2 separate regions of the Homo sapiens genome follow, and region 1 is linked to region 2. A link is a loop called in an ENCODE intact Hi-C map of the cell type or tissue named here. Cell type or tissue: HCT116. All regions are shown on one strand.

The links. Peaks named below come from ENCODE experiments on the same cell type or tissue, not always from the same donor. Only the 100,000 strongest peaks of a DNase experiment are listed, where the experiment ranks them.
Region 1: it touches region 2 in a loop (4-fold over the local background); 10 of 110 quality-filtered maps call a loop at or near these places.

The regions. Positions count from the first base shown.
Region 1 is chr16:66,561,083-66,563,582 of GRCh38, reverse strand. CKLF (chemokine like factor) reads right to left here. Exons shown (of 4, transcript NM_016951.4): 3 at 366-461. The region is part of intron 2 of CKLF-CMTM1 (CKLF-CMTM1 readthrough); the gene reads right to left. Among named protein-coding and RNA genes, the nearest start is that of CMTM1, 4.1 kb to the left of the region's middle. In HCT116, a CTCF peak has its summit at 972 (motif pointing left); no DNase peak of the experiment used is centred here.
Region 2 is chr16:66,871,952-66,874,451 of GRCh38, reverse strand. It overlaps LOC124903699 (a long non-coding RNA gene), which reads left to right and starts at 1,197. Exons shown (of 4, transcript XR_007065088.1): 1 at 1,197-1,337. In HCT116, a CTCF peak has its summit at 1,140 (motif pointing right); a DNase peak (open chromatin) is centred at 1,031; H3K4me3 peaks cover 1,038 bases; H3K27ac peaks cover 1,334 bases.

The DNA.
Region 1 (2,500 bases), 310 kb after region 2:
AAAGGGAGAGCTATGAAACTCATCCATCCTTTTGTTTTGTTTTGCTTGACATCAGGTTTCTCAGAGCTAAGTGCTGTAACTGATTCCAGTAGCTTTTGTCAGTCTAGTCTAGCCCTACGTACCTATAAGAAATCTGTAGGAACCCCTTTATTGGGTTAATTCTGCTTCTAGTATAAAATCATACTCCTTCATGTTAATCAGGGCAAGCATTCACAGACAAAAATATTAAGCCACTAGGCATTGTATATTGGCCTAGGAATCTCAAGGATGAATATAGTATAGCTTTCTATTCTTACATCTGTTTTCCAAGTAAATTTGCATTCTGATAAAACCTGAAGAAAGCAAGCAGAAAGACTTCCACTTACCCCTCCACCAACTGTCAATGTTGTGGTTTCTGGTATCAGTGCCAACACAGATACGATGAGCATGAATACTGTTGTTACCAGTGAGTTGATAATATCCTAAAAACACACAATAAAGCTGAGCCTTACATGAAGACTACCAAGCAATGCTAAAAAGGAAAAACAAAAAACAAAAAAACAACAACAACAAAAAACAAAGTCAGCAGGCAGAATGCACTGGCTCCCGCCTGTAATCCCAGCACTTTGGAAGGCAGACAGATCACTTGAAGCCTGGAGTTTGAGACCAGCCTGGCCGACATGGTGAAACCCCGTCTCTACTAAAAAAAACAAAAATTAGCCAGACATGGTGGTGCATGCCTGTAATCCCAGCTACTCGGGAGGCTGAGGCACAAAAATTGCTTGAACCCGGGAGGCAGAGGTTACAGTGAACTGAGATCATGCCACTGCACTACAGCCTGGGCAACAGAGTGAGACTCTGTTGCAACAAAAGGAGTCAGCTTCCTAAATATTTTGAAAGTTTCATTTTATTAAACAAATTTATTTAGCATCTATCTTTCAGGAAACCAAAATGTCACAGTAAAATGATACCTAGATAGTATCTGGTCTATAATGACACCTAGTGGTTTTCTTTTACCTGTGATATGCCAATCATTTACTTAAAAAGCTTTTTATTTCTTTTTTACTTAACATAAATGTAGTTGAAGGGAAAACTCATCTGATTAGGAAATAAAGTAGATGATGTATTATGTAGAAAGTTTAAGGTAGAAGGGGTGCCATGGGAAGTAAAAATGCTCATTTTTAATAACGTAAGAAAATGCAGAGTAGTCTACATTGTATATCAAACTTTAAGTTACTAAATGCAATTAATGCTGGGCGCTGTGGTGCATGTCTGTAATCCCAACACTTTGGGAGTTCAAGACCAGCCTTGCCAACATGGTGAAACTCTGTCTTTATTAAAAAATACAAAAATTAGCCAGGCATGGTGGTGAGCGCCTGTAGTTCCAGCTACTTGGGAGGCTGAGGCAGGAGAATTGCTTGAAGCCAGGAGACGGAGATTGCAGTGAGCCAAGATTGCACCACTGCATTCCAGCCTGGTGGAATTTTTTTTACTCCGTCTCAAAAAAAAAAAGGCAATTAATAAAACTTAAAATAGCACACACTTAAGAGAAAGTGGTAATTTTCAGGAAACCCCCACAGACATCTCTATGCAATGGATGACCAATTATGTTATTATTGCTGATGATATAGCTCATTCGCTTAATACTTTTACAAAGTAAAAATCAGTTTCATTCTTAACTGTGATGTCAAGAAGTGCAATTTTACATTTTTAAAATGGATGTGTAGCGTGGGAAAGGTAAACTGTCTAGCTGAGAAAGGTTTATGTATGTTTGCAGATAACCACAGGCAGGAAGGAATAACCCAAATAGCAAACTGCAAAACCCTGGTAATTTAGAAAAGCAGTTATTAGAAAGAAAGTAGGAACAGGTTCAATGGGGGTAGGGCAAGATCAGATATACTTAGGAAGAAAAAAGTTCTCATTTGTAGGAGATACTGAGACAACTATTCTAGGTTAACTCTCTTCTGTGTTGGATATTTGCTCTGCTTCAAAAGGCAACAGACCACACTCCTACTTCAGACAGGCAGCCTGCCTCCTGTGAGCAATCTGGGCAAGGGTTTATAGATGGCTTTGGATCAAAGTGGTGTTCTAGGGAGTGCAGAGAACCACAGGGGGAAAAAAAAAGATATGCCTGCCCCGAAACACCAATGATCCTCAAGAGTAATTTAGACCATTTATTTTATATTAAAAATGAAAACATCTATATGCCACAGAGTAGAATGTAAACTTAATTACAAAAATAGGGATTTCAAAGGAATTCTGAGCCTATGCTTAGATACCTCCTCAAAGCCATGGGTTGACTGGCTTTTTGTGTTTTCTGTCATTTGGGGCTCTCGGGGGGGAACAATCAGAGAAGGCCTGCTCTACAGACTGTTATCAGGGACAACAACTTTGGGACAATTTGAATGGAGATGACCAAGCCCTCTCCTAGTTAGCAAAGGCAGTGGCTAGCAGATGGAGGTACTTCTAAGTTACCTTTTCCCCACCTACAGATTAATTGGAACAGTCAGCCATCTCTGTG
Region 2 (2,500 bases):
GCTTGCTCTCCTGTAGAGGAGGATGGGCAGACTCTCTGGGGGAAATATGACCTGTGTTTTTCAGCCTCTTTTCCAAAGAGGGGCAATTCCTTTCACTCACCAGAAAGAGCAGCTGCACACAAGACTGCAGTGATCTGTGCCCTAGGGGCAAAGCAACTGCTCTCTTTGCCACCATCAAGTCCCACTCATCCCCAATCAGGCCTTATTCAGGAGTGGGCTCATTATTTTCCATCACCTTGGTCAGGGGTGGTGGCTCATGCCTGTAGTCCCAGTGCTTTGGGAGGCCAAGGCAGGTGGATCCCTTGAGGCCAAGAGTTTGAGACCAGCCTGGGCAACAGAGACAGGCCAACAGAAGAAAACAAGAAGAAGAAGGAGGTAGAGGAGGAGGGAGGAGGAGGGAGGAGGAGGGGGGAGGAGGGAGGAGGAGGAAGGAGGAGAGGGGAGGAGGGAGGAGAGGAGAAGAAGGGGGGAGGAGGAGGGAGTGGAGGAGGGGGTAGGAGGAGAAGGAGGAGGAGGAGAAGGAGGAGAAGGGAGGAGGAGGGGGCAGGAGGAAGGGAGGAGGAGGAAGGAGGAGGAGGGAGGAGGAGGGAGGAGGGGGAGGAGGGAGGAGAGGAGAGGAAGGGGGAGGAGGAGGGAAAGGGGGAGGAGGAGGGAGAGGAGGAGGGGGTAGGAGGAGGGAGAGGAGGAGGGGGTAGGAGGAGGAGGAGAAGGAGGAGAAGGGAGGAGGGGGGAGGAGGGGGAGGAGGAGGGGGGAGGAGGAGGAGGAAGAAGGACAGGAGGAGGAGTAGGAGAAGAAGAGGAGGAGAAGGGGGAGGAGAGAGAAGAATTTTCCATCACCCTGTGGGTCTCAGGACTGAGGCCCGGCTCTGCCACCTACTTGCTGTGTGACCCTGCGGGCCAGTCACTTCCTCTGAGCCTCAGTAAAACTACATGGAAGGGCATTTGTGTGGGCTTTGTGGTTGTCGTTTGCACTCCAATTGGCAAATGACTCACATCCTTTCAAGAAGGGTAGTTTGGAGAGTAGAACGGCCTAAAAGTCTGGTGGGCGTGGACGGAGAAGAGGAAGCTGGGAGAGGAGACTCCGAACCTCCGAGGCTCAAGCGGCGCGCATTTGCGGCCGAGGCTTCAGGGGACACGGCCAGCAGGGGGCGCGGCCCGGCGAGCTCGCTCCCAGGAGGCGCATGCTGTAGGAGACCGCAGAGTCGGCTGCGTCAGCAGGCAATGGCCTTGGAGCACCGGCCTGAGCTACCCAGGGAGACGGTGGATCTCCAGGAAACCGCGAGTGCCTAGGAGCCCCTCCCCACCTTTTCCGGGGAAGCCCTGGTCGGAGCGAGCCGGTGAGCAACTCTATGCAAAAAGCATGCGAGCACTGGGGGCTGCGCACAAGGGTGGTGTGCAAGGGTGTCAGCACCCCAGGTTGGGGCTGCAGGGATCTCACCTCGGCCTGAGCAGGCGCGCGGTTGGAATTGGCCAGGACAGAACACCAAGTGGAAAAACACGTTTACGACAAAGAGAAGGCGTTTTGATAACAACAACGATTTATTTCTGTATTTCTTCTCTATCCCCTTTTCCTCCCCGTGTGCACACCTGTTTATATGCAGAGAAAAGTTTAGTAGGACACACAAGCCAGCAGTTACCAATGCTTATCTCTGGGTCATAAAACTGTAGGTCTATTTCTTTATTTCTTTATTTTTGAGACAGTCTCCCATCAGGCTGCAGTGCAGTGGCGCAATCATAGCTCACTGCATTTGAACTCCTGGGCTCAATAGATCCTCCTACCTCAGCTTCCTAAGTAGCTGGGACTACAGGTGTGCACCACCACAGCCCAGCTGGAACTCTTACATTCTTTATTTTTCCATTTATTTCATTATTTACTATTCTTATATCTTTTTAATTAAAAAAAATTTTTTTTTACTAATTTATTTAATAGAGACATGGTCTTGCTATGTTGCCAGGGCTGGTTTTGAACTCCTGGGCTCAAGCAATCCTCTCCAGTCACCCAAAGTGCTGGGATCACAGGTGTGAGCCACCACTCCAGCCCTACTCATTTTTTTTTTTTTTTAAATAGAGACAGAGTCTCGCTCTGTTACCCGGGGTTGGTGTCAAACTCCTGGACTCAAACAATCCTCCTGCCTCAGCCTCCGAAAGTGCTGTGATCACAGGCGTGAGCCACCGCCTCTGGCCTACTTTTCTTATTTTTAAACATGGAACATATATTTAATAATCAGGAACAATTCATTAAAGTCTGCCTTACACACTTACACATAGGAGTGGGAGGGAAGAAGACACAGCACACCCACTCTCTGGGGCAAGAAGGCAACAGAGAAGAGGCCAGGTTGCAGCTGCACCTGCCCTGTGGGTGAGGACTGGAGGCACCGCCCTTGTAGATAGGAAATCCAGGAAGGCTTTCGGGAGAGATCTGAAGGAAGTTATGGAGAGAAAACAGCAGGGGCAAAGGTCCTGGCCTTGTGGGCCAAAGGAAGGGCTTGGATTTTATGGC